7 separate regions of the Mus musculus genome follow, and regions 2, 3, 4, 5, 6 and 7 are each linked to region 1. The links are chromatin loops, found by intact Hi-C in ENCODE. Cell type or tissue: heart. All regions are shown on one strand. Links, peaks and the distances in the headings refer to the core of each region. The heading gives the core; the rest is flanking DNA.

Region 1 (4,586 bases), core at 413-4,412:
CTTCCTCCACCCCCAAGCCCCCAAACCCCTCTCCATGGCAGCAATACAAGCCTTCCTGATCGCTAGGATGAAAATCTGTATGGAGTGATGCTGTCCACCCACCCCGCCCTTCCTGGAGCCACTGTGTGCTTTGCCTATCCACATGAGTAAAACCTTTCCCCAGAACCTCTGTCACTCACCAGGACCCCCAGCCCCCTATACTTTCATTCACCCAGTACTGAAATCAAACTCCATATAACAAGGGGTAGGAAAACCAGGAGAACAGGAAGGAAGTCATCCCCACCCTTCCCAGCCTCTTGGAAGTATGGGGTGCTGGGGTACTGACTTCAGGATGCCCAACCCTCAGAACCTTCCTAGGTTCCTATACAGCAGTGGACCAGTAGCCCTCAAGCTTGGTCATAGATTAAAATAATGTGGATAATCTCTTTTCAAATGACTTTGCCTTGACTGAAGCCAGAGGAGTTGTACTCCCCTTATCCCACCCCTTGACCCCTGTGTGGAGTAGGATGGCACTCTCAGCTTTCCCCCGACGATTCTTACAAGCAAAAAAACAGCTAGAGACCTGCTAGATGATAGAGAGCCTGCTTTTTCAGTCTCCTAGGCAACTAATCTCCAATACTCTCTTCTCCCCCACCTTCCTGTGACCTGGCAGGGTTAAGGTTATCTCTAGACACTCAGAAAAATAGCCTGGTCCTAAGAGGCCACACTACAGGACAAGTCAAACAGCAATGTGCCAAACAGGGTTCTCATGAGGCCGTGAAGCACGGCACCCTGCATTCCTGGGATGCTAGCAGACTTCCAACCTCAGCTGACCTGCCTCCTTGGTGCTCAGCGGCCCTTGAAGCACCTGGTTTTAAAGAGAACCCAACCCCTACCATGTGTCTTTCTCCTTCAATGAGTTGAGCAGCCTATGCACTGATGCCATACCTGAACCAGGTGCTGCGATATGAAGGTGCTATTTAATGCTATGTACCCGAGAGTCAGCCATAGCACGTCATGCTTGTGTGACGAATCATGACATCATAACCAGGATAGACAATACTTGCTATGGCCCACACGAACGGCATAACATTCTTATAGATAATCCATGACATATCCAGATCTCACTTGTGAGGTGAGGCCCTTCTCCAAGGAAAGAGGAGAAATGCACAAGGACATGACGAAGAAAACCTCACTGCAAACATGGGGGCCACTGAAATAAGGAACTTCTGCTAATTGGTGGTAGGTAGGATGGAATTCAGACTTTTGAAAATATTAATCTTACTTTAGCTACGATTCAAGACATTTAGGTCTCCCATCTCAAAGCTTTAAAGTGATTTTCTTCATCAATACGTTTTATATTGCAGAGTACTTCTTTTTAAATCTCAGTACATTTTTTTGCTTATTTGTTTATTAACTGGCACCTGTGAGCATTAATAAACAAGTTTTGAGAGCTGGTTCTCTCCTGCCATGGAGCTCAGGGGGCCGTCAGGTCCTCAGGTTTGATAGTGGGTACATTCAGACCCACCATCTCTCGGCTCTGGGGTATACACTCGGAATTAAGGATTTTTAAAGACCGCCCCCCCCCCTGCCATCCCAAGTCTAACTTCTTAAACTTAGTCACGGAGATGTCTGAGGACTCTTCTCTACACATGTGCTCCACTTATGGACATTACATACGCTGAAGACACAGCACAGTGATAAGGCCATGCTGTTTTTGTGGTCACTGGACCTCAGGTTGTGGGGTGTCTCTCCGCAGCAGTGAGTCACATCACCACCATGCCCCATGCATCCAGCACAGTGTGTAAATTCATCTAATAGCACACACTGTCTGCTCTCCCAAAGCTGTGGGTTAGCTCCTACTCACAGTCAGGAAGAAAAAAAAAGTACTCTGTAAAGAGTGTGGCTATGGGAGCTACACTGCCAGGACTGGAGTTCCGACTAGCTGTTTTATATCTGCGTGTCCTTGAGTCCATGCCTTACTTTCGCTGTGTCTCCGTGCCCTCTGCCTGGAAGCACAGGTTGTTATTTATATGAGCAGCAGGTACAGTCACAACACTTCTTTCAGGCAGCGTCTGGTGTTACCTTTTTTAAAGTGTCAGTTCAGGTTGGGTTTTTGATGAGTGGGAAGACAGCTACGTGTAGCTACATATAGGGGCAGGTGGGCAGAGGAACACGCGATTGAGGACTCAAAGGCAGGGCTTTTGAGATGGCTATTCAAGCTTGGGATGGATGGCTTAGATGGATAATCGCCCCGGGTAAAGAGTTACCTGTTTGAAGATGAAGAAAAGAAACAGTTTATGAATGAGTCAAGGGCCTGAGTATAACCATGTCGAGAGCTACTGAGAGAAGGAAGACACGATGAAATGCGAAGGAGCAGAGGAATCCTGGACTTGTGAGATACACGGAGAACAACAGCAGATGCCCTGCGCGTGGGTGGAGCACAAGTGGCTGAGCCCTGTCCTGGTGCACAGACAACAACCGACAACAACCGTGGCAGCCTGCAATCCCAGTAGCTAGGGAAGTGAAGACAGAAGTGTGACTGCCTGGGCTACACAGAAAGACCCAATCAAGACTCCGGAGGGAGGAGAAAGGGGAGGGAGGAGAGGGAGGGGAGGGAGAAAGTGAGGGAGGGAAAGTAAGGGGAAAGGAAAAGAACTAGATCCAGTTTATCCACTGGCCTCTCAATTCCTCTGGCGACCCCTGGTGGCCAGTCACAAACTTGGCTACTCTTTCCTCAATGTTTCTTGCATGATGAACAGCCAGCCCCAAGGAGGCACTTCTTCTCTTCTGTCCGTGAAACTATCTACACCAGCATATCCCACTACTTACTTTCGATGATGGACAAAGAAAACGATTGTGTGCCTTCATAAAAGCAAAATTCCTGAAATCTAAACTGGTCCTGATGTGGCCTGTCACCTTCCAAGCGTCAGCTATGCATACTCTAGACTTTTTAAAGGTATCTCCAGCCAGACCAGACCCCAGCTTTACAGTCAGAGATAGATAACAAGACACAGTAGACATGATTTCTATTTGCACATCAACACGTTGCTGAAATGGAGAGTCAGTATGTCAGGAACAGGGACTAAAGACAACGATTTCAGTTCTTTCGATCAACATGGTTGTTCTAAGTTTGCTTTTCATTGCTGTTATAAACACCATGGCCAAAAGCAACTGGGGTGGGAAAGCTCTTATTTCATCTTACATGTTATAATCCATCATTAAAGGAAATTGGGGCAAACACTCAAGGAAGGAACCAAATCCATGGCCACAGAGGGATGTTGCTTATTGGCTTGCTCGGCCTGCTTTCTTATACCTCCAAAGATCGCCTGCCCACATAAATCACTAATCAAGAAAATACTCCACAGTCCAATCTGATAGATGTAACTCTCCAATTGACATTCCCTCTTCCCAGGTGTTTGTGTCAAGCCAACAAAAATCTGACCAGTGATTAAGGGCCCTGAAGAGGATAGGAGCTCCACAGGACAACCAACAGAGTCAACTAACCTGGACCCTTGGGAGCTCTCAGAGACTGAACCACCAACCAAAGAACATGCACGGGCTGGACCCAGGCCCCTTGCATATATGTAGCAGACGTGCAGGTCGGTCTTCATGAGGGTCCTGAACAACTGGAGCAGGGACGATAACAAAAGCTATTGCCTCTATGTGGAATATGTTCTTCTAGCTGGGCTACCTTGTCTGACTTTAATGGGAGAGGATTCACCCTGAAGAAACTTGATGCGCCAGGATGGGGGGGATCCCCAGGGGGAGGGGCCTCCACTCTCTCAGAGGAGAAGAGGAGGGGAGATGGGGGAGGGGATATATGGGGAGGGGGGACCAGGAGGGAGGGCAGTGATCAGGATGTAAAGTGAATGAATGAATGAATGAATTAATTAATTAATTAATTAATTGAGAAAAAGAATACAGTAAAACAAAACAAAACAATCTAACTAGTGGTTGTATTTTACATAGACAATTCCATTGATGTGGCTCTAGGGAATTAAACAGCTTACCACGTGTGGGGGCAGTATTTTGGCCAGAACCCAATCTGCATACATTTTTCTAGCCAACCCTTTCTTCCCTTCCACTAAGAAACACCATTCTAGAAAAGAGGATGCAACAGCCCACCACTGCCAGACTTCAAGGCAGGCTTAAAGTGGCAAGTGTGCTGTGGTAACTCAGTGACACCCTCTCTGTAGTTCTAAATGCAACGACTGGAGGCTTGCTTGCTTTACGTAACATGTTCTCTCTTAAGTGAAGCCATTAGTACCCAAGGTAAAGTCTTAACACCCCCCCCCCCGGTGCATCTGAGTGGACCCCCACCCTGCCGCACAGATCTCTCTGCCTACGATGCTTCAGCTGCCACGCCATGTTGATCAAGGAAAAGGATTTTTATTTAAAGCAATTAGTTTTGTAACCAGAATCATTGAGTAGCTTGGCAGAACCATTTTAATTCTACACACATAGTCCCAACACATGTGAACAGCTTGCTTACGACAGCCATGTGTTCCCAGGGAAGGTTGTTCACAGTGCTTCCTGTTGACAACATTAAACTGTCTTTAAACTGTGATCATTCATAGGGAAAATTAACTTTTTCAGTTGTCTCC
Region 2 (4,586 bases), core at 426-4,425, 210 kb after region 1:
TTTTCCATTTCCCCTTCATCTCACCACACTGTGGCTTCCACCTACCCCACGATCATCAGCCCTCACCCCTCCCACACCCTCTTGCTGCAGCAGGCCTGCCTCCTGCCCGGCCTGTCTCCCCAGAGTGGCCTCTGCCCCTCTCGCCACTTCCCCTTCTGAGTGGCTTTGCCTTGCCCTTTCTTCTCTCCCCTCTGGTTGCCGTCTGCTCATTTCCTTCTCACGCCCTCCAAGGTTGTGTTCTTTCTTGCCAGGCTCTTCGGAGGCCTGTTGTGCACTGAGCATTGACCCTCTGTCATCCCCGTGCTTCATTGTCTGCAGCCACCATTTGCTTGTGGCCTTCCCTTCATAGACACCCAGGGCCAGGCTCTTGTCTGTCCTGCAAGCCTCTCAAATGTGTTCACTTGGCTGTCCCATCGCTGCTTCTTTCTGACATTGGAAAGTGAGGGCTGCCATCTGCCATGCCTGTTTCTTCCACGATTTTCCCAACTGTAGGAAAGAAGTCACCCTCCTTCCCACTGCCAAGGCCATAGACCAGTCTTCCTCTGCCAGGCCAGTACCATGTCCATTTTCGCTGCCTAGAGAAAAGTTTATCACAGGCTCTACTCATTTGCTGTCTCAACATCTATCAAATACATTTCCTCCATTTCCACTGATACAACTGTAGCTCAGATTGTTCACATAATTGATTGGTTGGTTGGTTGGTTGGTTGGTTGGTTGGTTGGTTGGTTGGTTGGTTGATCTCACTGCCACTCACCTTCCCTCATTCCCCTCCTCTCACTCTCTAATCCAGCTTCACACCAACACTGCAATAATCTTTGTGGCTCACACACTGGGTCCTGCATCTTCCCTGTTTACTTCTTCCCTCCTTTCAGTGCAAAGAGTACTTAGCTCCTTCTTCTAACTCTTGGTTTTCTGAGTCCTCTTTACTTCTCTAAGTTTATCTCTAGCCACACTGGGGCCCCAATTTCCATATCAGCATCTGCCTTAGCTAGCAGGCTAGGCCACTTTGTCTCTTGTGTCTTGTCTGTCTTAGGCCATACCTTGGACTGTGTGTCATACCCCAGCAGCCTGTTTGTCCAGAAGGCAGTCCTTGTTGCTGTTGTGTTCTGTATGTAAGTGGCTGAGTGACCCTTCAAGCAGGTGCAGTGTGCTATGGTACCAGAAGCTAGCTGCCTTTTCTCATCCTTCTCTCTAGGACCTTCATCCTTGTGTTTAAATAATACTTGTCTGTGACTGTTATTGCAGGGCCCTGGACAGGGCTACTCAAGGTCAGAGGTGACTGGCCCAAGCAACCTCTGACAGAATGACCCAGTCTAGACCCACTCTCCAAAGTCTGGAAAATAGCACTCTAGCTGTCCTTCTCACACGAAATGTGCACTATGAGTTTGACTTTCATTAGTCAGGGCTTGACTTAATAACGGATGTATCCTAGCATATAGTAATCAGAAAATTTCAAATTCTACCATTTGTACCCAAGTCAGTGTGGGGCCTCCTAGCCTGGCTACAAAGCTATAGCTGAGATCCATGTCCCCTAGGAGAGGCATCTTCTCATTGTCCAACTGTAGGCTCTGTTCAATTACCGGGCCACCTACCTGAGTAAGACATCTTTGTCTAAGCTCATGAAAGAGACCCCGTAGGCTGAAAGTGACATAGACAGCAGAGAACAAGACCCTTGCTTTCACTGTGGTAGTCACTACTATACGGAGATAACTAAACAAAGACATATACATGTACACGGTCAAACATCCTCAAGAGAGCAAAGGCGCTGGGAAGAATGAGAGTGCATGATCTGGGAAGAGTGTCTAGAGGACTCCAGAAAGCTGGTCATGTGGCAGACACCATATGCATTAACTTGACGCATCCAAGGACCAAGAGAAAAGCCAATGTGACTGAGCTATAAGAGAAAAGAAGAGATGAGATGAGAAGGAAGCACCACAAGCAGTTCCCATAGAGCTTCCTACCCGTCTCTCCTGAGCGCTGGTGCAACCAAACCCCCTGGTAGTCATCAGTAAGCCCTTGCTGAATGGAAGGCTCTCAGTACAGCTCAGTGCAGCATCAGTGGCCCAAGCCAGAAGCTCCGTGTGGCCCCAGTGCCCTCTAGTGACCACAAACTCCAGCTCAGGGCTCTTGGTGACCTCTTCATCTCTGCATAGTTCATCTTCTGGCCCAGCCTAAAGATCTAGAAAATTCTGGTAACTTGCAGGGATTTGTCCTCACGAACTCTTCCCTGTAAGTAAAGCTCATTCCAGTAAACCCATGGAGGCAGACAGAGATCATTATAGAAAACTAGAAGCAGTCAAACTTCAGAGTTCTAGAGCTTCATCCCTACTGATACAGCTACAGAATAACCCCCAAACCTAAGGCTCGGGGACCATTGTGAGAGAGGAGGTGCAAAGATGACAAGAGCCAGAGGATCAGGGAATTTGCTGTGGGATTGGGTTTTCTAGGAATGACCAAAGCTAAACCCATAAAGCCTTACCAACAGGACGGTTTAAAACCCGATCAGAACAAGGACAACAACAATAGTCATGCTAAAGTGGATGATGGGACAAGCCCACGCGGCCTTCCGCCCACACAAAGAACTGTAGGCAACTGAGGAATGCTGGGAGCAGTAGTCTTCCCCGGGAAGCACATGGTCAGCCAGAAAACATACATCAAAGTAACATCACACACAGACTGAGCAGGCTATAGTTAGGAATATGTATTTATGTACACATATACATTTATATTTACATTTACATATGCATATACATAACAGCAATTAATAGAAGAGGCCATGAATTTGAAAGAGAGCAAGGAGTGCATGGGAGGATTTGGAGGGAGGAAGGAGAAAGGAAAAATAATGCAATTGTTTTATAATCTCAAAACGAGTTAAAAACAAACAAACAAAAAACACCTGTTGTGCTCCACAGATGATGCACACCAAAACCTTCATTTCCTACTCTAATTTTGTTTTCCAACCCATTTTCAAAGAGAAAGTGCAGAAGGCCCCATTTCTCAGGACAGTGCAGAGAACCTGTGCAGGTGAGAGGCATTCACAAGAAATCTCTGGAAGGTTTCTCATCTAACAGTTTGCAGCGGTTTATTGGGCCTGGCACCATTTAGCCGCTGTGGTCTGCTCAGCTTCACAGTGGCCTAACATGCATCTCAGACCTTCCGAAGCAGGGAGGCAGTCACACAGAAGCAGCACCCTACCCCTGTCACACACGCTGCAGTCACACAGAAGCAGCACCCTACCCCTGTCACACACACTGCAGTCACACAGAGGCAGCACCCCACTCCTGTCACACACACTGCAGTTACACAGAGGCAGCACCCTACCCCTGTCACACACACTGCAGTCACACAGAGGCAGCACCCCACTCCTGTCACAGACACACTGCAGTCACACAGAAGCAGCACCCCACTCTGTCACACACACTGCAGTCACACAGAGGCAGCACCCCACTCCTGTCACAGACACACTGCAGTCACACAGAGGCAGCACCCCACTCCTGTCACAGACACACTGCAGTCACACAGAGGCAGCACCCCACTCCTGTCACACACACTGCAATCACACAGAGGAGCTCCCCACTCCTGTCACACACATTGCAGTACACACAGAAGCAGCACCCCACTCCTGCCACAGACACTGCAGTCACACAGAAGCAACACCCCACTCCTGTCACACACACTGCAGTCACACAGAGGCAGCACCCCACTCCTGTCACACACACTGCAGTCACACAGAGGCAGCACCCCACTCCTGTCACACACACTGCAGTCACACAGAGGCAGCACCCTACCCCTGTCACACACACTGCAGTCACACAGAGGCAGCACCCCACTCCTGTCACAGACACACTGCAGCACAAACAGAGGCAGCACCCCACCCCTGTCACAGACACTGCAGTGCACACGGAAGCAGCACCCCACTCCTGTCACACACACTGCAGTAACACAGAGGCAGCACCCCACTCCTGTCACAGACACTGTAGTCACACAGAGGCAGCACCCCACTCCTGTTACTGTCTTTTGCTCTCAATCGGTCCCAACTCATTCTGGACCCATTAAGCTAATCACACTATAAACCCTGAAGTGCCTTCTCATTGTGTGGCTGCCCTGGAACTGACTGAGAAACCTGTTTTCACGCAATTTCTCTGGAAGAAGTCCCCTGCAGCCCATTTGCAAATGTGTGCATCGATAAATCAAAAGTGGCAGTGGAGGGCTGGCATTTGTGAGAAGGAGAATGGGGAGGTGGGAACCACACAACCCTCCTATTTCTGAGACAATCCCCTGATGCAATCACATAGCTTTATCTGAAACAGTCTCTGAGTAGGAAGGTCTCCTCCAGCTGCCTTATTAGGTCTTTCTCTGGACCAATGCTTCCAGGGCTCCTCATTTCCCAAGCCTGGCAGGAATGTTTCCTCCTCTCCTGTCACTCTCCACTGAGCCAAGGGATGGAAACCGGCTCTCCTGGATGTTTACAGGGTTCCTCTTCGGTTGTCACTTACCCAGGTAGAACACATGCCATCTTTCATTTGTCTTCATTAGCCAGTCCCCAAATTCCTTTCCACTTGCTCCTCTGTGCTTCCACCGTGATG
Region 3 (4,586 bases), core at 244-4,243, 160 kb before region 1:
CTTCTGGAATCCATAGCCACTATGGCTCAAGATCTTCAAACCAAGATCCAGATAAGGATCTCCAAGCCTCCAGATAAGGGTCACTGGTGAGCCTTCCAATTCCGGATTGTAGTTCATTCCAAATATTGTCAAGTTGACAACCAGGAATAGCCACTACAGTACACATAAGGTTTTTAGGAAACAGATTCAATAATCTGTTGTGTAACTCTTCCACGGCCTTCTCCCTCTCTCAGCACAGAGTAGCTCCCTGGGTCATGAGGTCTGCTTGTGTCTCCAGAGTTTATAATATGGTTTAGACCCTCAAGATGGCTCAAGCCAGTGTCCCCCTGAGGGAGACTTTGAACCATAAGGCGGGGCTGACCCTTCACCATGTCTTATCATGTGTGTTTGTAGACATTGCTTTTACACTGGAGAAGAATCTATTACCAGACTTGGGGAGTTCAGACTCGTGTTAGTCTTGGACCTCAGAGTCAGAGCAATTAAAACTCAGAAGTGAAAATAAATAAGAATAAATATATCTAAACACACGGAACCATGAGCCAGTATCTCACTGTAAGTTTTAGCCCTTTCCATTTCTGAAGTACCTAATGGCTGTAAAGGGCAGTCTGGAAACTACTCGGGCAGAGAGAAGGAGCGATTTGTGACAGCATTAATGGAGTGTTTGGTTTTGAGAAACAGAGGAAGAAGAGCTGTTTATCCCTTGAAGTCTGTGGTCTGGAGAAACCTAGTCCAAGCACATGCGTACAGGAGTGACTTGAGCAGGTTCAGGGCAGCTGTTCTACAGCTAAGGCCCTCACCCCTTCACCCATCCAACTCCTGCACCAAGCCTTTACTTCTTGTCCCGCTTTGGAGGAGCTGCTCGACAGACCTGCTTCTATAGCTCAGTTACTTGAATTGCTCTCATCTAGAATTAAACTTTTAAATTATTTTAATTAGTTGCTAAAATAAATTCAGGTTCACATGCCTTAAGTGAAATTTTGCTTCTGAGAAATAGGAGACACTTGGTGGGGGAAAAGGTCTCTACTAAGAACTCACTGTGTGTCTTGAATGGTTGGTTGATACTTTTATTCAGCGATATATATATCACTGAATATACATATATATCACTGAATATACATACATATACATATATATATCACTGAATATACATATATATCACTAAATATACATAATACATATATATCACTGAATATACATATATATACATATATATCACTGAATATACATATATACGTATATATATCACTGAATATATATGTTATTGATATATATATATTTATATAAAAATTTGGCTCACATTGAAGGTGTGAAGCATGGTTTTAAAAGTTATTCTAGAAGAAAAGAGTTAACAGGTCAGACCACACTTTTTTAGCCTCTGTCCTCCTCTAAGGCTGTCCTTAAAGTCGGGAAGCACCTTCATAGAGGCAGGGGGAGAGGATGGAATAGGGGGTTTCTGAAGGGGAGACCTGGAAAGGGGAAAACATTTGAAATGTAAATAAAGAAAATACACACACACACACACACACCCGCATAAAAAAAGAGCCTACAGCATCACCCAATGACAGTAGCCCAGCTCTGGGCTTTTCCAGAAGTTAAGTGGGCTTGCTCAGGCTCTTCGGGTGACAAACACAAGCATTTGTATCACTATTCCTGAACCCCTCCCTCTGGGGTTCACAAGATGGTGGTGTGAGGAGGGCATAGGAGGCATTGGCCAAAGAGCTTTGTAGCAAAGCCATCCAGCAAAGCGTTATTAGGGCATCACTACTAGCACATCATGGGTATTGCATCTGTGTGAGCAATGCTGTCGATAGGCAGATCACTCTAGCCAAAGGATGCTTTCTGTGTAAAAAAGGGATAGCTTTGAGTTTCCTTTACAGAGGCGGTGAGAAGAAGGAGCCGTAGGGCTCAGGAAGGAAATGGCAAGGCTTCAGGGATTTTTTTTTTTTTTTTTTTTTTTTTTTGCACAGCCTAGGAACCAGCTCAGCAGGCTCCCCGTGGCCGCCTCTTCCATTCTTAAAAAGCACCTACACCGTCTCCCTTGTACCGAGGCCGAGTGGCCGCTGCGGGGCAGCATGGTGCAAACCATGAAGCCGATTCCCACAGGGAAAGAGTTGGCATTGGGCATGCAGGCAGGTAAAACGCAATCAGGGATTCTCGGCATAATTTCCAAGTGTGCTTTCCACAGCCACGCTCCACCATATCAAAAATTAATCAAGCGATAAGGCGCCAAGGACGCGAACCGCCTTTTTCTTCTCTCACTTTTAGGTCTCAAGATGTAGAAGCTTGAAGACTTCAGAGACCACAAGAACTGATCCATATCAGAACCGGTGAATTTCTTAAAACTCTCCTTGCTCAGAAGCCCAAAGTAAAAACCAAAAGTAGTGGGTCTCAAGCAAGGAATTTTACCCCTAAGGATAAGCAGTGTATAGAGAAACCTTTTGGACGTGCCAGGTAAGGGAGAGGGGTGTAGACATTAGCATCTGGGGGACAGAACCCAGTGGGGGACTCAGCATCCTGCAATGTGCAGAGCAGTGTCCCTAGCAAGGCCAAGTCGTCCATCAAAGACACCAGTAGGGAAGTGGCAGGAAACACCGAGGACCTTTGGTCCCACGAGGCCTCGGTAGCACACCTTCTGTTCTAACCCGCCGAGCTCCTGTGCGTTCTGCAGCTCATTCCCAAGCAGACTTGCTCTGGGGGCACGCGGGAGCCTCTGCTTCCTTGGCAATCACACTAAAGTGGCTCTAAAAGGCGGGGCAGCAAGAATTAGAATCTTTAGAGACTGAATGGGAAGATGTACAATCATCTAAGTGGCGCGTTCTCCCTCCTTTTCTTTGATGAAGCACAGCTCTCTCACAGCTCAGTCACATCGGTGATGGAGTGCAGCTTCCTTGGGCCCCGACAGGTCCGTGGTGGGATGCACCCTTCTAGAGCGTGTGCTTCTTGGCCAGTTTTTCCGTTTCCAGTTCTGCAGTCTCACTGGGGTTCGGATCCTTATTTTCTTCACTTCATTAAATCACACAGGCCTGGATATACACAGAATTTGCAGATGAGAAACCAGAGACTTGGTTAGAGAGAGCCAGAGCTCAGAGGTAAGAGAGCTAGAATTGAAGTCCTGTCCATTCCAGTCAAGAGCATGGGACTCTGGAGTCCCCCATTCCCTACCGGGCCACCAGATGAAGTGCAAAAGAAATGCTAGTCATGTGCAGTGACTGGGCTTCTCCCAGAGTCACAGCCTTGTAGTTCACCGGTTGGCCACATGGGTTAATCAGCCTCCAAACCTACATAGCTCAGGAGGAGAAAAGGCTGCTGAGCTCTGGGTAGTTGAACAAAGGCTGTCTCCTGCGTGAAAGGCCCACGATCTGGAAAGTGTTCATTCCAGGAAACTAGATGTTTTAGCAGTCCCAATCTGACGTTGGAGTCTTAGAGAGCTGCTAGTCTTCAGTCTACATTGGAATTCCAAAAGAGTAGGTTCTAAACCATTGAAGAATTGCTTCAGCAACACGATAGGTGGATTTGCCATTGAGGACGAGGGCAAGCAGGCAATAAAGCAAAACCTTCCCTCTTCCATGTCCTTTTCTGTAGACTGGCACCGGAAGGTGTGGCCCAGACTTAGAGTGGCGCGACATCAAATGGTTTACTCAACAAAATCTCTCTCTGAGATGCCCAGCTGGTAGGGCTTTAGTTGATTCCACATGTGGCCAAGTTGACAACTGAGATTAGCCATCACAGGCATTTTGAAGGAAAATGATGTCCAGCATATATCTTTAAAGGAACGTGATGAGGAATAAAAAGTAAATATTTCTAATTACCATATGTTAATCTGATGGCGACATGAGAGAGCCCCGCTGTTCCTGCTACTGTGTCTGCCTGGTGGTGATTTCGGTCTCTGTGTTCTTGCTACTATAGGATTTCTAGACTATTATGTGTACTTGACATTTTTGTAATGGAGAACTGTAGGACACAAACCCCTGTGATTTTTTTCCCAGGATGCATTTCTTTTGCCTGCGAAACTCATAACCATCTCAAAATCTCAGTGAAATGTCTCTCCTCCATCAGCCACTTAGGGAAATTAGCAAATCAGGTGTCATTGTGTTTAATGTAAGACATTCCGAGAAAGGCAAATTAAAATGAGGTTTGTATTTCGAAGGCTAGGCATCAGGAAGCTGGAGTCTGGAGAAGTGGAACACCCCCCCCCCAGTGTTTCCTGGAGTTTGGTGGGGCTCTCAGCAAGGGATTTTCAACTGCAAACAAGAAGGGAACTCCCTGGAGGGAGGCGGGATTATCCTGACACTAATCTGGTCCCAGCCACTAATTGGTTACATGTCTTCTGGCATTCCTCAAATAACTAAAGCACTCTGTAGGGAAGACCACATGGCTCCATCTGGCTCCCAGGTTGTTCCTGACTCAAAGGGAGCCAGTAGGGTTAAGGTTAGGGTTAGGGTTAGGGTTAGGGTTAGGGTTAGGGTTAGGGCTAGGGCTAGGGCTAGGGTTAGGGTTAAGCACAGTGCATACAATGCCTGGCTGATGGAAGGTGCAGCAGAGCTATCAAGCTTCCGTGGATTCCACAAGGGTGAGGAAGAGTTTGG
Region 4 (4,586 bases), core at 322-4,321, 180 kb before region 1:
GACTCAGAGAACAGCAGTGTCTATGTTTGTGTGGGCACCTAGCCTAATTTTCTTGTGCTGTCTGGGAAAGGAAATCTGGAAGGTTCCACCTACACAAATTCACAACTTTGTTTATTTTCCTTTCAAGTCTCCTTCTGAGGCCAAGAGTTGGTAAGATGAATAGCCCATTTACTGCCCTGGGTTAGGACGTCGTAGTCTGTCATTACGCAATGTGTTTTGATGTGTGAACTTGGGTGCTAAGTGAAAGTGCTCCAAACAGGGGTGGGGACGTAGGGTGGGGGGTGACACAAACAACCACGGGGGATGAACTGCCTGGTTTGAAGACTGACTCAAAAGGTGACAAGGTCATAGCAGACTGTGCCCTGTGTCTCAACGGGCAAAGACTGAGAAAATAACAACATTGGGACGAAGGAAGAAACGCCAGGATGCCCTTGACAAAGGAGATGATGTGACCCAGTTGGGGTCTCACATCGGACCTTAGCTGTGATAAAGACCATATCCAAAGCAATTATAGGAGGGTTATCTCATCCCATAGCTCCCAGGTTAACTTCCTCACTGAGGAACTGAAACAGAAGCCATGAAGGAACTAGTTTGCAACTCCTGGCTTGCTCCTCTTGCTTTCTTTTACATCCCAGGACCACCTGCCCAGGAGTGGCACCACACACACACACACACACACACACACACACACACACACACACACACAAATATAGGGACTGGATCCTTCCACATCAATTATCAGTTAAGAAAATGCGTCCCAGACACTTGCCTCCAGGCCAATGTGATGGGGGTGATTTCTCTATTTCAGCTCCTCTCTTAACTGACTCTAAGTTTATGCCAAGTTGACAAAAGCAACCAGCACACTTGGGGTCTTTGCTAGTCAAAGACAGATTAGAATATACAAGGACCAAGTGGAGGGGGTCAGACGGTGTTGCCGCTTGTAGTGATACCACTGTGGCAAATGTGTATAATGGAGCCAGCCTGCCCAGGGGCCGCTCTAAGAGAACAAAATCTGAATTCCCATTGTCTGTGTGGGGAAGGGACAGAGCTGTATTATTAAACACAAGGGAGGCAGGGAAGAGGCCAGGGGACCCAGTCGTTGGAACTCAGCCTAAAAGAGAAGTGGAGATTGGGGTGGGGTTGGAGCAGAGGTGGGGGTCACTGCAGGGCAGTAACACGGATGAGGCTTATTGGCTGTTAGGAGCCGGCTGCTGAGACCTTCATTTGCTAGCACCCGTTCCTTTCCATCTGTCTTGCTCTTCCAGGGCAGAATGAGCATCTCATGTTAACCAGATCAGCCAACCATGGTCCCTGTCCCCTTCTTCTCAATAGACTAGTAGAGATTGTCCTTCTTAGCAACCAATCCACTCGTGCCTTTTGGAACTTTGCGACTCCTGTAGTTCGCTGTTTCTTCTCTGTTTCACTATTGGTAAAAACTCCAAAGCAAATCTCTGATTCACCCTTGTCAAGTTGAGTTTTTATTAGAGCCTGTGTGAACTTGTCATGTTTGGTTTGTGCTTCAACCTGTTCTGACCTGGCCTTATCGCTCTCAGCCATTTTCACTTCATGCAATTTCTTGTACTACTTGGAGCTTTATGTATTTTGACACAAAGGACTGTTGTTAATAAATGGTATCTGAGTGGCTTTTAATAAATGTGCTCTATAAAACATGGCTTGCCTTCCAGTATCAGCTTTGTAATTCACAGAAGGGCTTCCATCGACAACATCAACAATTGTAGAAATAACAAAATGGGAGCCTGGGGCCCCCGAGTTCTCGTTCTGGCAGTTGCTCAGCTTCCAGGAGGCAGCAGGCTACTGAGGTCTGTGTTCAAGCAAGCACCTCCAGGTCCCTAATTCAGGGAACTGTAAATTCTACCGAAACTTTTAAAAATGTGCACTTTAGATGACCACGGGGCTGTAATGTTGAAAGTGATTTAAAGTCCTAAATCACAGAATACATTGTAGCATCTCCTAACCTGTTTATCACACACACACACACACACACACACACACACACACACACACACACACACACACCGGGGCATAGTCCTTTAAGATGGGCACATGTTTGTCTTCCTTTTGCATTTTTATTTTGCTTAACTACAAAGGAAAAGCAAATTTATGCTGGAAAATGAATGGATGATAAATTCAAAAGAAAAGGTGTCAGTTCTCCTGACATCTTCATCTCGGTGATATTACCGGTTTGGCATCTAGTCTTCTGGAACTTCCTACGTGCATGCAAACACGAACAGCTGTGTGCACAAGAGTCTACTAAGCACACCACAAAGCGGGGCTTTCTGTTTTAAATGAACCATATGAGTATGCCCCAGTTATTTGCCCCATTACCCATCCAGCCCACATTTTCCATGTTTGTTCCCATCGTCATAAGAGCAGAGAGCAGCCTGGGGCTTTGGGCTCCCGGCTCAGTACAGTACTGCCAATTTGGTGTGCCTGAGTCCCACAGTCCAAAGTGACTCCTGATATACCAGGTGAGTGAATAAGAATTCACTCACACCTTCATGGACAGCGGTGGACTAATGAAGGCAAGAATGATTTAACTTTACTGGTAGCTTCGGGTCTCAACAAGGCTATTATGTGCACTTGACAACTCTCAGAGACCCAGAAAGGGCTTGTATTTTTTTTTTCCTTACCACATTAAATTTGGGTTAAATATGTAAATACACACAATGGCCACCAGAGGGCGACAACCTCTCAGCATGATTGAGTAGAAGTCCTCTAGCCCTGTTGACAACGGCTTGATTCCTGCCTTGAATGTGTGCATTGACTGGTATTTTAAATAAGTAAATAAATCCAACATAAATGTCAAAAGAGACATGAAGGTAAATGCCTTAAATGGTTTTCTAAACAAAGAGTTGTAGAAACCACAGTATAGTCAGATGACAGATAAGAGATAGGTAGGCAGATTTATCAATTGACTGACTCAGGGTCAGGGCCTTGCATGTAGCCCAGAATGGCCTTCAATTCACAATGTCTCTACTCCCTCAAGCACGAACCAAGATTACAGGCTTGTACCACCATGACTTGTTGTTAGTTTTGTGGTTATTCACAGCCCATTTCTTTCTAAAATATAAATTAAAAGACAGAGCCCCACTCTTTGCTGGGATGGTCTCCCAGGCCTTGCTCTGAAAGCCCATTCCACCACAGTGCCTCTGCTCAGAATTGCTTTCTTGCTTCCAGCATAGGCAGACAACCTAAGTCTAGCTTTTAATTTTATCTCTTATTTTTTGAGAATTTCAAGTGTATGATGCAGCAGATGACGTCACCACACACTTTGGCTATAAGGACATAGAGAAATCAATCTCACACTAACTGGAGAACTTCCTCCTTGCTGGCTCGTTTTCACAAGTGCCTGTGGTCTGTGCAGGCTCCTGGTGGGAAAAAATAAAGATCTTCTCAGCGCTAGACCTCGCATCCTTCCATGCTGAGCTGCCAGGCAATATCTGCCCACTTCTGCCATAGTGGCATGGCTGTTTTCGGGTAATAAGCCACTTTGATGAGTTTTGAACTCTGTTCTGTTGGAGGAAATGTCATGCCAGGTACTAGAACCTGGTCAAAAGCCCCTGGCCTGGGAGAGCATATGCTATTTTTACTAAATGATTATGCTGTTAAATTGTATAATTCTGAATATTTCTTTACATCTATAGACCAGGACTTCTCTCAAGCTTGCTTAATGAAGCTTCCCTTGGCCGTGGGCAACAGTCAGTGGCGTGATGCGGAACTTGACAAAGTGACTGACTGCTGGGCCCTAAACAGGACATCTCTATTAACCACACCAACTGCACCAATTGCACTGGGAAGGCTCCGGGCAACACTGTGGGAAGGGAGACAAGGAGAACAGAAGAGCCAGAAGCTCTGGAGAGGACAGGTTTCAAAGAATTAGGTCTTCTTATCTATTGCCAACAGTGAGGCAGACTATCAGTGTTTAAGTTTTTGGCCACTCACAGAAGTTCTAGCTTGCGCATGTCAGGTATGAATGGGTACTTCCAAAGGTGCCCTTAAACCCAGTGGGGGGAGTCCATTGCATTTCATTCAACTAGGATCATCTCCACATATTTTGTAGATGAATATATTTAAAAAACACTTTTTATCTAAGCATAGAGTAGACTTTCTGATGATTATTTGTGAATCCTGCACCATTAAAAATTCAAAGAAAAAGGGAGGCAGGCGTGGTAGTAAAAAGATCTCTAAAATCCTAGCATTCGAAAGGCTGCGGCAAGACAATTTTGAGTCCAAGGAAACATAGTGAGACTCTATATGAAAAAACAAAGGGCTAAGATACCATTCAGAGGTGGTGTGTTCCCTGGCTTCCCTGGGGCCTGATTCTGACCACTGATAGGCAAATTGATAATCCAAAGGCCAGAGAACAGTGACGCGCAATATGCCGTAAATCCACAAGGTGGCGATATTTTATCGCACTTAGAGAAACGCTTCCCTTTGGCTTCCTTTGCCTTTAAATGTATGAGGGCCCCCAAACCTGTGGTTTTCCCAGTATTAACCTAGTTTGAATGTAATAAGCCAAAAGAGTTGAATATTTAGGATTAGTGTCTATACCTGGCAACGCCAAA
Region 5 (4,586 bases), core at 435-4,434, 86 kb before region 1:
TGGGGCTTTTCCTTTCTTTCTTTTAAAATTATCTTAATCTTAATTTTATCTCTCAATATTTTTTGCTTATCTCTTTTTACCCTACAGATCCTCTCTCTCTCTCTCTCTCTCTCTCTCTCTCTCTCTCTGTGTGTGTGTGTGTGTGTGTGTGTGTGTGTGTGTGTGTACTATGGCTTCCATTTTAATGGTTTTATGCGCTTTCTGAGTGTGCAAACAAGTGGGTCTCTTCCTTTTCTTGGGTTCTTTCCCTTTAGTTTGTTTTTATCTAATTCCAATATTTGAGGGTTTTTTTTTTGTTTTGTTTTGTCATAGTGTATTTTATCTTATATCAGTTCCTAATTATTCCTTTGGAGCTTGCTTATTTTCTAATAAGAGACAGAAAGGGGTAGATCCAGATGGGAGGGGAGGAAAAAGTGGGAGGACAAAGAAGTGTGGACAAAGGGTTTATTGTAGGTCACACTCTGACACACTACAGCTTCCACAATGAGATTTTGTCAGGGGTGGGGGGAGGCTGCAAGGGTGGAGGGCGGGTAGGAGGAGGGCACAGGGAGGGTGGGAGGGATTGGGGTGCATGATGTGAAATTCATAAAGAACCACTAAAACATTAAAAAAGGAAAATAGATGTTTGTCTGACAAAAATCCTGTAGTTTGGATCTGTATAACTGCACCAGAGCTTTTCTGCACAGTTCATTGATGGAGTCCATGTTGGAATGCATCTATTCAAAGCCCTGAGTCTGGTGCTGAGAGGTATCTGAGCTGGCCAGCGCCCAGGTCTTCTGCTTTCACACCCTTAGGGTCAGCTCACTAGCCACACCCCACCCCCAGCAACCAGGACCAGCTCTATCCTGCTGCCCAGATGAGATACAGAGTCCCTTCTCCTGAGTGTGGCAGGTGGTGAGACACATGGCCAGTTTTCCTACTCTCATGACCCCAGGGCAGCACTCCCATCTGCCATAGACTGCAAGGGACAAAGGTGTTAGGGGAGGGTGTCTCTCCCTCACCTGTACCTCATCACCCAGCAGACAAGAGGCAGGACTGGTTCTCCAGAGCTCATATCCTCAGGGCCAGCTGACTCTGCCCCCACCCCCATCACCTCCACCCTCTCCATCAGAATCAGCTCTACTGTGCTGCCCAGGTCAACAGGTGAGGAGCAGGGACAGCTCTCCTGCTTTCATGACCTTGTTGGGGCCAACTTTCCCACCTACCACAGGTGACAAGGGCAAAAGGGATGGGAGGGGATCTCTCCCTCAACACCAGTGTACAGCAGATAGGAGGCAGAGCTGGCTCTCCCACACTCACACCCTCAGGACAGCTTACCCACAATCCCCATATCCAGAGCCATTTTTACCATGCTGTCCAGTCATGGTGCAGGGTCTGCTCTCCTGAGTGCTACAGCAGGAGAGGGGAAGGGCCAGCTCTCCAGCTCTGATGACCCCAGGGTCAGGTCTCCTACCTTCCACAGGTGGTGAGGGGTCAAGGGGAAGACAGGGTCAGCTCCAATGCTTGTATCCTTGGGGCAATTCACCTGCAACTCCAGAAATGTACAGGGCTTGTGGCAGCTCAGATCAGAGACGTTTGCCTGGCCTTCGGTGACAACAGACCCCTGCTGCTGCAAGTACAAGATGTGGCCTCCAGTAGCAGCACAAGCCAAGGTCCCAGGTGGTATTATTGGCTACTTGAATCAGGCTGTTCCTAATTACCCTCGAGTCTCCAGGTCTGCCCCTCTTGCTGCGACCACGTTCTTCTGTTTCCCTTTATGTCCCATTTCTCTACTACTTACTTGCTCTTCTTAGTGTGCCTGGGGTGGCCTGAGTGTCTGCGGCTGTCTCAGGAGAGGTCTCAGAAGTGTCCTGCCCTGCTCATGTGTTATGGTGCTGGGCAGGGATCATCTTGGGTATGGTCTGCCTACCCTGCAGGCCTGTGAGGCACTGGACTGGTGGTCATCTTAGGCTAGCTTTCTGTCCAGGCCCCGTGGCTCTTGTCTGGAGGTCATCTTGGGCTTGCTCCTTCCCTGGCCCACCCCAAGGTATGGAGGATTGTCTCTCTTGGGTTTATTCTCACCAAAGGCCTATGGTCTCAGGAAGGTTTCTAGTCTCCAGCTTACACTCCATCCTGGGAACCTGTCTGGGCCTTGATGACCATCTCAGGTTCCCTGTTCAGGCCCCCAGGCACCAGACTGAGGGTCATCTAAGGCTTTCTTTTTTTTTTTTTTTTTTTTTTCAGGGAATCTTAGGCTACTAAACATTCATCTATTCACAAATCAGAACACTCAACATAGATGTAGCCTCTCTCCTCTCTGCCACCTACTGATGTACATGTGACATAGCAGCCACACCTGCAAAGCTTCTAGGAACAGGTCTATTTTCAAATAAAGGGGAAAAAAATAATTCTCCAGTGAGCCAAATCATACCTGAGTGATGCGTGCTCAAAACCTAAGTATGCTGTAGAATTTCAAAGACGCGTGTGCCAAAGAGAAATGAGCCCCGATGTGGCCGTTTAGTCAGAAGAACGCTGGTGAATGTATATTCCCAAACACCTTAGCTCAAATTTTACTTCTAACAATGACATAAAGTTAGGTTGCCCCTTATTTATTGCAGGAAGCAGCGACTTTAAAACGACTCATCTAATGTGCCCTACAGGCTGTTTACTGAATGTGTGCAACGCAACCAAGCTTACAAACTCCAAAAAAAAAAAAGAGAGAGAGAGAAGGTAGATTGATTTCTCTCTGTGCATCAGAGTCCCAGCTTACAGAGAGTTAGCGACAGACCATTCTTCTCCAAGGAAGGTTTCTGTCTCTGAGAATTGCAAGGTAACTTCTATGAGGAGACTTCCTGTGTTTAAAATCCCCTCTGGAGACTCTTATACCTACATCCTCTCTTTGGGATGAACTGCTCAGCTGTTTTTTTGTTTTTTGTTTTTTTCCGTAATATTCATCAACATCATCAGAGGCTGTTACAGTTTGAATCTGAAGTGTCTTCACAGGCTCATGTTGTGAACAATCATTTACCAGGTGGTTAAACCGATTCTGGAGGCTGTGGAACCCAGGATGTCGGGGGCTCAGCTCTGAGGACCCAGGAGTGAACTCTGAAGGAACCCATCCCAGCTTTAGCTCTGCTTCCTGGCCCACTACTATATGAACAGCCTCTCTACACACTCCTGCTGCCAGGGGCTGAGCCCTGCTGTGCTTTTCCTGCTGAGATGGGCTGAAACCTCCAGCCAAAGTTAGTCTACCTTTCCTTAGTTGCTTCTGGCTGCCAAGAACAATAATAAAGTACCTAGGACAGATGTATCATGAGGTAAACCCTCTTAGTATTTACAGAACCAGATGATGTTATGAGTCTATCAATTTATTGCACTTTCTGCCCTGGAAGGGATTAGATATTCCATTAGTGCCTCAGACCCCATTTTTTTTCATCCCATAAATCAACACACATGATTTTCACTTAAGTGTGCTCATGATCCCTAACTGTCATTCAAAAGGTCACTTGTTTCAGGGAAACTTTTATTGACTAAAAAGTACCTTGAAAATATAAAAATGATAAATTTTAAATTTACATGATATATTTAGTTTTTTTTAAACAATATTATTTTGTGATTGAGACTCCTGTTTCAGGAAAGTATCTTATGAATTATAAGGTTCCCATCCTCTGTCATAGATGAAGCGATTGATCATATCAAAAGATCTCATTGGCTGGTCATAGGGCAAAATGTGTCCTCCACCTCGGACGATTACCTTGGAGAACAAAGACAAAAGAACACAGGGAAATAAATATTTTCAATACATGGAAAGTATAAACTCAGATGAAACTCTATTTTAAATATGTGACATTCAGAATAGTGTTGCTACAGCTCAGTGGTAGAGCCCTTACCTAGCTGGTAGAGACCTTGAGTTCTGTCCCCAGACAGAAAACAGAAATAGATACAGACCATTCCCTTCCCGAAGCCTTGGAGTCGTATGCTCTTCTAGTGATAAATTACCTTAGAGTCCAGAAAGTTTTTCAGTTCCAGTCCTTAGCTTTTATACCAATTTGCATCTTTTTCCAAATGATTTCTCTTTCCCACTTCACTGCTCCTGAGTGTAGCTGAGAGTGAGTGCTTCCCTCTTAAACTTTACCTGGCTGGAGCTTGAGGTAGGAAGGTTTTCCCATCTAGGTCAGGTGGCGCCTGATCAGAGCATACTCTGTCTTTTAATTAGCCAGCTAAGTCTCACCACTCACAAATCAAGGATGCAAGTCACTCAGCAGCTCCCAGAGGTGAGCGACCAAATGTGGTAGGCTTGTGATTACATATGTAAATGTGACAAGATTAATCTCAAGGCCCCACAGATGGAAATAGCCTCATCCTCAGAAATGATGTATTTTGGGAGCCTCTAAGCTCATGTGTTCCAGATGTTCTGCGGGGTCATAGTGTGCCATGAATTTTAAAAGGGTTATGCAAGCACTTAAACCATCACTCTAAGGTAGTTTTTAGTAAGCTATTTCAATCCTCCCTGGACCTACAGATGTGGACCTAGCAGAAGAGGCTTCTCAGGTGGGGCTTTTTTCAGCATCCAGCACACAAGAGGAAGTCACAACTGGCTTGTGATG
Region 6 (4,586 bases), core at 152-4,151, 75 kb before region 1:
GAATCCAGTCTTTGAAAGGAGAGGATGCTGTCCTCAGCAGCAGGATAATGAAGCCTGCGAGTTCTTTCATAACACCATGTTTCAGAACGGGGAACACAGAAGGGAAATGGTCTGTGGCTGAAATAAACAACACAGCCCCGGATTGTTCTAAACGATTCACTATCTCGGCATGTCTAGTCTGGTGCCTAGAAGACACCCTGCCCTCTCTAAGTGCAGAGAAGACATCGCTTTCCCTGGGAGATGGATCAAAATGCACACGAAAATTCACACGTCATAGGAGAGGAGGGATGGGGGAGGGAGAAGGGAAGGAGAGGAGAGACAGGTCTAAGGATGAAACGGAAGCAGTTTGGATTGAATGCGCTCCGTGCCAGGGATTATGGTGAGTGGTGTGTAACCAACCATGACACGTTATTTAGCCTCAAGCGCCTTCATGTCCATCAGAAGCTGGCTCTCAGTGGTGCCCAGGGTAGTAGACACAATAGGGCATGTACCTAATCAGAATCCTAGAGAAGGAGCGGAATCAAGGAGGGCTTCCTGGACCGAGCCTGAGAATTGAGTTTTGATAGGCAAAAGGGGGGTAGTTCAGTAGCTCAAGCAGCAAGCACTTAATCAGGCAGGTGTGAGAACCCATGGGGCTTGCTAGGTTCAGCACTTGTGAATGGTGTCTTGCTTTGTCCCTCGGAATTCTAACTGGGAAGTGGGGGGGGGGGGGGGGGAGGAAGCAGGTCTGTAGTCTGAGCAAGTCTTCTTTAAGCCAAGTAGAGTTTAGACTTCAGCCAAGGGAGTCAAGTTGGAGGCTTTAAGCACGACCAGACTTGCAGTTTGGAAAAGTACTGAGGCAAGGGTCAACGGATGAGTTTAGATCAGCTAAGGAGCTCCTGGGAAAGGAAAGAATTAAACAATGGCAGTTATAAATACAAATTTAGCATGCTCTTGTGCGGCATCCTTTAGAACACTGCCACAAGGCAACTGAGTTCCATTTGGGAATTTTCAGTGTGGGAAAGCCCTTATGGCGTTTCAATGCTCCCCTAAACGTCGCACTATTTTTATTGCTTTGTATGAATGCACTGCTGTGCTTTTTAAGTAGTTCTCTGTGGTTTCTATGACGAGCATTAGGGAATGAATCGAACCAGGCCAACGAGAGCAGGAGACTACAAAGCAGATGTGAGAGATGCCAGCTGAGGACCGGGTGGGGGTGGGGGGGGCGGGGGGGGGCAATGACGGCTCTCCTTCATTTTCTGGTAAGGCTTATGGCAAAGCAGGATCTCAGCAGAGCAAACCAGCTGAATCCTGTCTCCTCCTTGTCTGGATGGGCAGGTGATGGAAATGAGAAGGATTCTGAAAGAAAGAATCGGGTTCTCTCTCCTGCTGTTTAAGGCTGGGCTGTAGCTGCAAGGAACAGCTGAACCCGATGATCTGACTAGTTGCTTCTTGTTGCTGACTAGTTGTTTCTTGTTGCTGACTAGTTGCTTCTTGTTGCTGACTAGTTGTTTCTTATTGCTGACTAGTTGGTTTTTATTGCAGAACCACTGGCTGATGGAGTTGAGTTGCAAGGGGATACATAGAAAGAAACAAACACTATTACAACCAAAGCACCCGGAGACATGGGTGTTCCACAGTCAGTGCAGTTGATGGGGGCCAGAAAAGTAGGCGGCGGGAAGGCAAGAGGAAGAGACTACTAACCGCAAGCATTAAGGCACAGAAAAGATGTGAAGCCTCCCTCACATAAAAAGCCCAGGTGAGTAAAAAATAACAAGGAAGAAGACCCGTGTTCAATAACCCGACCTCTTAGACTCAAGGATACAACCAATGTGGAAGACACATGCTATCTAGTCACGTCATAGGCACAAAGAGTTGGGAGCAAGAATGTTCACAGTGAGACCATTTGTAGGCACAAAGCCTTGGGAGTGGCCTAAGGGTCCACCAGCAATAGATGGGTAAATAACACAACCGGATCGTGCACTGAAAAATAACAGCACAACTGAGTTCACCAATGTGGGAGAACCTCGCCAGGCCAGTGTAGGCTGGCACAAGTTATATTACCACAAAACACACACCAACCGGTCCCTTTATGTGGGCTTAAGCACAGAAAGACAAAGCACATACTTGTAGAAAAAGATTATGTATATAAAGGATTGTTAACACAAATAAGCAGAGGAAGAGAATGATAAACTTCAAACACAAGACGTTTCCTTCCAGAGGTAGTAGGGAGGGAGTTGGGGAGGGAAGGCCAGGGTCATAGGAACACTGGATTTCTTAATCTGCCAGCAAAGAGAATGGCATTGATCTCTGCTTTGTCTCACCTTTCCACAGTGTTGTGACTACGGAGCATGCCTTCAGTATTTAATTTTAAACTAGAAAAAAGAAAAAAAAATGCCTACTGATGCTGCCAAGCTCTCAACCAGGGATCGGTGGGAGACTTGTGGCTTTTTCTGGTCTTCCATCAGAGAGAGGATGAGGTTAGGCCCTGTCTCAACCCAGTAGGTGGGAAGGACTCCGCAAAGCAACAGAGCTGAAACAAAGACCAAAGCTGGAAGTCCCCTCACACAGCAGCTCCAGGAAGGCAGAGCTGCCAGAAGCTAAACCTTGGGACTCAGGCTGCTGTGTAAAGAAATAAAGAGTAGAAACAAAAATAAATATGGAGCTCCCCACCCTGGACAGCGCAGGCCCAGGGAGCTCGCCTTCTTGTTTTGATGCTTGCCCGCTGCCTGCTACAATTCCCTTCTTTTTCCCCCCATATGTTAGAAATTTGGTACAAATGAAAAGAAAATGAAAGGCTGGGTGCTCTTCCCTTATTGTCAACAGGTGTGTTTCAGATCATTGTTGAACCAGGAGACTGGAGGGTTTGGAAATAATTCAATACTGGATGCGGGCATGGTGAGACACATCTGTATTCCCAACACTGACGGAGCCAGAGGAATGCACGTTTGAGATCAGTGTGGGCTATATGGTGAGCCCCTATCTCCAAACAGGCAATTAAAAGAAAATAGGAAAGAACTAACTTCTTGTTTAACTTAGACACTTTTATCAATGGAGCGCTTTATAGAAAAATGAATGGCAAACTCCACCTCGGCTCTCCCTACCTCTAATTCAAATAGAGATGGTTTTCTCCCTCCCCCCGCAGAGAAGCAATAACTGGGCCCAGCTCCAGGTCAATCTGATAAGCATTACTGAAGTAATTTAATCGCTTGAACTTTTAACTATCAGTGACTGACCCCATGAACACAGAGGGGAGTTTCCTGCCCACTGAAAACAGACTAACGTAGGAGACGGCTACACAGAGAGAGGCAAATACCACGTGTTCACTGGGTGTCCAGCAGCGTAATCAGTGTACATTATCTCAATAATCACAATACCAAAACTTCCTGTGAATTTTTCCTTCTCTCTTTAAGACTAAGTATTGAGATATTGAGTGTATACTCAACAATAGCAATGCTTGTGCAAGGGAAAACAGACCAGAGATGAACACTATTATCCATGCCAGCCAGTTTAAGAAATCTAATGTGTCATGGGTGGGGAACCATTGGGACAAGTCAAATAGCTTGTCTGATGTCACCCAGCTAGGGAGTAGAGCAGTGACCTGCCCAGGCATAGCACGGGTTAGATAGGAAGTATCCCTCAAAAGGCTCAAGGATTGATGGCTTTGTCCCTGGTTGATGGATCAAATCACTGTAGAAGTAATGGACATCTGGATTCAGGTCTAAACAAATAAACAGACAACTCAATCTACTGAGGAGTCTGAAACCTCACTATTGAGATAGAATGGCACTACTGAGAGGATGGGCCAAGTCGGAGGCAGCAGGTGACTGGGAGCAGCATGCCATCGAAGGGCGTGTCTCAGCCACTGTCCCATGCACTTTAGTAAGGCTGTGGCTTTCAACTAATGGTGAGCATAAAAGTCATGTCCAGATGTCAAAAGCAGGATCTGTGACAGCGAATCCGATATGCAAATAGCTCTTCTTTCTGGTGAGGTACTCAAAGACACTGCCAACACCACTGGGACGCGTTTCCGACACTCAAAAGTAAAAGGAAATGCCAAATTTCATAATTCACAATGGAAGGAAATACTCTTTCAGCAAAGGGTTAGTAAAAATAAAGACATGATTTTTTTTTCTTCCTTCTAAGTTCAGCAACCTCTTGAAGACAAGCCATAGAAGACCCTTGTCCTACGCTAAGAAGCTTTGTGGAATAACTGGGGGAAAAAATCATTAAGTTTACTCATTAAAAGACTACACAGGCTGAAACAATAGACGTTCTCCCCTTTGGCATAGAAATCTACCAGCCTCTTATAGTATTTGAGCAACAATGAATAGAAAGGAATCCTCTGTGTCCAGTGGCCACTGGCCAGTGCTTTGGTTGAGAACCAACACTCTGGTTGGCATTTAAAGCAGACACTGCCCCATACAAGTCCTTCTCTGTCAGAGAGGGACACAGATGCACTACTATCTAAGATCACTACACACCAAACCCCCCATAATTGCAGCACAGAACAAAACTGCTAGCTTTTGAGAAAGGAAGCTGACGCTCTGAATAAATAAGAGCGTTTTTTTTTTTCTACGAATCTAAATCAACAGTCTCACAGTGAT
Region 7 (4,586 bases), core at 202-4,201, 270 kb after region 1:
CGCATCCAGGTGAAAGCCTTTTTTTTTTTTGGTGACTCCTGGTTCCGAATCCCCGCACATCCCTAAGTGCTTACCTGCAAACACTTGTTGAATGAAGCAGGAGCAGATAATGCAATGTCACAAACGGAGCCAAATTCACAATGAAGATCAGTGTATCTCAGATGCACCCAGAGCCAGGTCAAGGCTCTTCTCTGGACAAGCTCTTTGATCCAGGGGCTGTGAGCCTCCTGCTGCATGAGGAGAAGCCAGGGCCCAGAGGAGAGGGGATCCAGAGACCGTCTGAGCAGATGCTTTGCTGTACATGACAGGAGACTGAAACATGAAACACAGGGTGTTTCTGAAACCTCTCAAAGGCTCAGAAAATGCTGCCTTAATCTTCACTCCATGTAGACTACTTATAATTAAGATCTCTGAGGTGTGTCCATTACAGCACTAGGTGCCTGCCTGAATCAGCCGGATCTGAAGTGAAGTCATATCACACTTAGTGGCCCCAGCAGGACCCCTGCAGGAAGCAGAAGGCTGGAAGTCTCAAGAGAATTGGTTGAACTGGAAAACTTTCCCTTGGATTATCCAGAGCGGGCCACCACCACTTACTCAAGGGTCCAGGGGTAGCAGGAAGATTCTGGAAGGTTCATGAGAACTGGAGTGGGAACTGATACCCCACATCACTGTCCCTCTCCCAGCCCCCAATTTCTCTCCTTCTACCTTCTGCCTGCACTTCCCATTGGGCAAACCCAGCCAAAGTCCAGGGGCACAGTGCAGGGAGCAGGGTGCAGCCTCCAGGGTCCAGTCTACTGATAGGGGCCAGGCAAGAGAGACAGGAATCAGAGAGAGTGTGGTAGTGAAAAGCGTGGGAGAAGCCAGCCCAAGCACACAGCAGTCCTTATGCCCTTAGTCAGCATGGTTCTCATAGCATCCTGTACAAAGCTAACTGGCTTCCGAAGCCCAGCATGCCTTACATGTGACGATGCTACAGTCCCTTTCTCAGATGGGCTCACGACTGTGTGCTGTGCTTGGGAGCTTGGTTTTGGGATGTTGAGTTTCTCTGTGTCCATTAGATTTAAGTAGAACATTGACCAGTGCCTTTAGCCAAGCTGAAGAGCTGCATTCAATTACACACCCCCTCATACCTACACATCCATGCATATGCACACACAAGCACACACACACTTACAGATATGCACATGAACACATACACACTCACACATGTACACATGCACCCCACACACAGGCATGCACACGCAGCACACAGGCACACACACACACACACACACACACACACACACACACACGCAGCACACACACACACGTAGATGAACACACATGCATGCGGAGCACAGACACACAGAGGGGCGTTGGTGGGGACTGGACCATTGATATAAAGGAGGTGGGACTAGAGCTGCTTGGATTACAGGGTCCAGAAAAACTGCCAATTCTCTCCTCAGGAGGTTCTTTGGAAATAACTGACATAACCAGGTTCCTCTCAGGAGTCAAGGGTAAATGAAGATGAGCGGAGCCTGGCTAGTGAAAATGACAGGTACAGTAATGACTGTGGTCATCCATCTTCCTGCCACGCACACACGGCCATAAAAACGGAACGGAGAATCGCTGCGTGAATGGATTTGAACTAGCTTGATGCTCTCAGGAAGCCAGGATTTACTGGCTATTGTTTTGAAGTCAGAATCTAACCACACGGATTTATCAGGGGTCTGAGCAACAGCTGACCTGGTTGTGGGGTGGGGCAGTGAAGGTGAGGGGAGCTCTCCCTTTATGTAGATGAGAGTTTTGGAAGGAAAACCAACCAAACAACAGACAACGCGTTCAGTCCTCTTGACCTGTGGAGTCAGAGGCTGCTGAGGTTCCCCTATCTAGTGCTACCCGGGCTGAGACCCTGGGCCATGAGCCGGGAGGTAGATCCAGGCAGAGAAGATGGACATTCTACCTCAGCTCGCTGCTTTTCTGTTTCAGAGACTCTTGTTTCCTAGCTTAGACTCTGGCCGTCCTTCCCAGCCCTTCACAGGTGTGCACTGGCTCACATGGAGGCACATTTGATAGAGGCCCCAGGGTGTGCGGGAATTGCCGCAGTTAACTCTGCATGCCCCAAGTAGACGTAACTGGTGGTGACAAAGTGTATGATGCGTTGGTCCTCACCCTTGGCTGCACACTGGAATTTACTGAGGAATTTCAAAAACAACCAGAAGCCATGCTTGACCTTTGTAAAGAGACGGGCGAGCATGTGCAAGGTCCCGGCTTTGGTTTTCAGCACCAGCTGAAATAAAAGAAAGAAGGAACAGAGGCACCAGACATTTATATTTAACTCTTGGTATAAGTCCCAGGCCTGCAATTTTAGAAGTTCCTATTGGTACTAATGTGTAGCAGGAGCTAGGAGCCCCTGCTGTAGAGGAATAACTGACTTTGAGTTAGGTCATCTGTGACCTGGATTGACTTCCAAAAGCCTCAGTTCCCCCCACCCCCTCTCTGTTCTTAGGCTTAGAGCTCTGCAGGAGATACAGGTGTGTGTGTGTGTGTGTGTCAGCCCCTTTACAAACCCTCCTTTATATCCTGTTTTAAAAACAAAACAAACAAAAAACCTCACTTGGCCCAAACATTGGCTATTTTCTGTGCAACACTGCCATCTTGTGGTAGACAGGAGGAGTGTGCTATACTTTGGACAACCTCAAAGATCAAACTTGGCAGATGTGGGAGTAATGAGCATGAACAACTTTTCAGCAGTGAACTCGCTGAAGCATCCTCACTTCTTTGGGGTTTATAGCGCATACTTGGCTGTCAGGTTGCTGGGGGTGTTTTTCAATGTGTGCTCGCTTGCTGCAAAAGCTGCTCTGCTAGCCTGGGCTGCCCCAGGGATCCGACTGGCTGATTTGGGAGCCAGAAGTGTACAAACTTCTTGGCACCAGAACTTTCTTGGACTGTTTAAACTTACAGAACATCCCAAAGAGTACTTGACTATATCTTATTGCTATTTGCTATATTAGATATTAAATTTCAAATGCTTAAATACTCATTTATTTAGATATAGTACCAGTAGGAACATCTGGTCATCAAGTATACATGGTGCATTTTATGAAGCATAGCCCTGCTTTCAAAAATAAGGAAAATGTTTGCATTTCGGCATTGCTTTGGCGTATATGTAACTCTCAGCATCTGCTTTAGTGGGAGGCTGCCGGAGTCACACGTCTGATCCTGCACTTCACCTGTGATGGTAAACTGTTTAAGTATGGAAGGAAGCCCTGGGCTCAGATATTTGTTGCAAAGAGAAGGGGTGTTTATATAGACGTTTACAGGCAAATCTTTATGCAAAATGAGCAATGTTTAACAAAGGGCAATTTCTTAAGGATTAGTTACAGTAGCAACCACTTAGAAGAACGTTGGTTTAGCATCATGGACTGACCTTCAGGTGCTCCCAACATTGATGGGCCCACCAAAACCTGCTGCTCATAACAGACACCAATGAACCAAGAACCTGATTTCAGGAAGATATGCACGTGCAGGTCTCCAGGGTGGTTTCAGGGGTCACCGCACCACAGCCATCACCTTTGACTGAGGAGGTAAATGATGCTTTACCTGGGCTGCTACCTAACCCAAGCCATACAGTGAGGAGGAATAATGTCCCACAGGACTCTCAAAGGCGTTGCCCTCTGTGAGTGCAGACCCACTTCCAGTGGGTCTGAAGAGGAATCGGCCACATAGAATGGAGCCCTGGTAATTCTGCCATATGCAGATGGCCTTCCTATCTACCTGAAATTGGCTCCAGGAGATGCTCATGTCCCTGGTGCTGTGGGTAGTGTTTGCATGAACCACACACCTCTTCCCAAGTGTTGTGAAGTATCTCTCTGTTACGTATGACGGTGAATACATGTAGATCTATGCAGCTCACAGTGATAATGCATCCCTTAGGAAACTATAACAAGAAGAAGTTAATATATGTTCAAATACATGTTACCCAAGTATTTCCGGTCCTTGGTTGGTTGACTTCATGGATGGAGAAACTGTGAATGGAGATGTGATTGCATAGCCAATAAAGATCCACCAACCTGACCTTTCCCTCCTCCCTACACAGATGAGAAACTGAGGCTCAGAGCTTAAGATGGGGGTGGTGTCTTGTGTCTCTGGCCCAGCACAGGTGTGGCCTTCTGTTCTTGTGTGGTGTCTGTCTGCACACCTGGTCTTCCACCGGTCTCCCACAATGAATAGCTGTCATTTTGCTACTCAGAATCTACTCAACACCTCCTGGAAATGGTACCCTGATGCTCATCCCACACATTCTCAGTTTATAGATGTCATCTTGGAAGAGGATTATAGCTCAAGGCTGATGGGAGAATCACATTGCCCTGGCCACTGATTGGTTCAAGAGTGGGCATTTTATGTGGTTCGGTCACTGCCAGTAGAACACCATAATTTCAGGAAGACTTTTCATCCCTCCCTCTGCCTCGCTGGACTAGGCAAGAAACAGGTTTCCTGTAAGCCCTGAATGGAACTTGCAGAGAAAGAAGTTGAGTCCTAAGGAGAGTTCTGAGCCTCTGGCAGATTTGTTATGCAGCTGGCTGCATTCTCCAGGGTGTAATTTG

What was found. Peaks named below come from ENCODE experiments on the same cell type or tissue, not always from the same donor. Only the 100,000 strongest peaks of a DNase experiment are listed, where the experiment ranks them.
Region 2: it touches region 1 in a loop (2.8-fold over the local background); 12 of 42 quality-filtered maps call a loop at or near these places.
Region 3: a loop joins it to region 1, with 6 times the contacts of the local background. A loop is called at or near these places in 33 of 42 quality-filtered maps.
Region 4: a loop joins it to region 1, with 8 times the contacts of the local background. A loop is called at or near these places in 37 of 42 quality-filtered maps.
Region 5: a loop joins it to region 1, with 2.4 times the contacts of the local background. A loop is called at or near these places in 12 of 42 quality-filtered maps.
Region 6: it touches region 1 in a loop (2.3-fold over the local background); 12 of 42 quality-filtered maps call a loop at or near these places.
Region 7: a loop joins it to region 1, with 5 times the contacts of the local background. A loop is called at or near these places in 27 of 42 quality-filtered maps.

The regions. Positions count from the first base shown.
Region 1 is chr6:53,955,953-53,960,538 of GRCm38, forward strand. All of the region lies in intron 3 of Cpvl (carboxypeptidase, vitellogenic-like), which reads right to left. Among named protein-coding and RNA genes, the nearest start is that of Cpvl, 20 kb to the right of the region's middle. In heart, for the core only: a CTCF peak has its summit at 2,696 (motif pointing left); a DNase peak (open chromatin) is centred at 2,609; H3K4me3 peaks cover 403 bases; H3K27ac peaks cover 665 bases; H3K27me3 peaks cover 259 bases.
Region 2 is chr6:54,162,900-54,167,485 of GRCm38, forward strand. The region is part of intron 1 of Chn2 (chimerin 2); the gene reads left to right. Among named protein-coding and RNA genes, the nearest start is that of 9530036M11Rik, 13 kb to the left of the region's middle. In heart, for the core only: a CTCF peak has its summit at 2,108 (motif pointing left); no DNase peak of the experiment used is centred there; H3K27me3 peaks cover 342 bases.
Region 3 is chr6:53,792,753-53,797,338 of GRCm38, forward strand. No RefSeq gene overlaps it. Among named protein-coding and RNA genes, the nearest start is that of Tril, 26 kb to the right of the region's middle. In heart, for the core only: CTCF peaks have their summits at 2,061 and 3,237; a DNase peak (open chromatin) is centred at 2,059; H3K27me3 peaks cover 854 bases.
Region 4 is chr6:53,778,657-53,783,242 of GRCm38, forward strand. No RefSeq gene overlaps it. Among named protein-coding and RNA genes, the nearest start is that of Tril, 40 kb to the right of the region's middle. In heart, for the core only: a CTCF peak has its summit at 2,696 (motif pointing right); no DNase peak of the experiment used is centred there.
Region 5 is chr6:53,869,792-53,874,377 of GRCm38, forward strand. Cpvl (carboxypeptidase, vitellogenic-like) reads right to left here. Exons shown (of 13, transcript NM_001289713.1): 13 at 3,488-3,733. The coding sequence ends at 3,623. It overlaps Gm22910 (a small nucleolar RNA gene), which reads right to left and starts at 2,357; the gene lies at 2,226-2,357. In heart, for the core only: a CTCF peak has its summit at 2,313 (motif pointing left); no DNase peak of the experiment used is centred there; H3K27ac peaks cover 265 bases.
Region 6 is chr6:53,880,745-53,885,330 of GRCm38, forward strand. All of the region lies in intron 12 of Cpvl (carboxypeptidase, vitellogenic-like), which reads right to left. It overlaps Gm33716 (a long non-coding RNA gene), which reads left to right and starts at 292. Exons shown (of 3, transcript XR_377691.3): 1 at 292-379; 2 at 1,525-1,738; 3 at 2,314-2,357. In heart, for the core only: no CTCF peak of the experiment used is centred there; no DNase peak of the experiment used is centred there; H3K4me3 peaks cover 421 bases; H3K27ac peaks cover 182 bases.
Region 7 is chr6:54,226,474-54,231,059 of GRCm38, forward strand. All of the region lies in intron 6 of Chn2 (chimerin 2), which reads left to right. Among named protein-coding and RNA genes, the nearest start is that of Gm15527, 26 kb to the right of the region's middle. In heart, for the core only: a CTCF peak has its summit at 2,656 (motif pointing left); no DNase peak of the experiment used is centred there; H3K27me3 peaks cover 242 bases.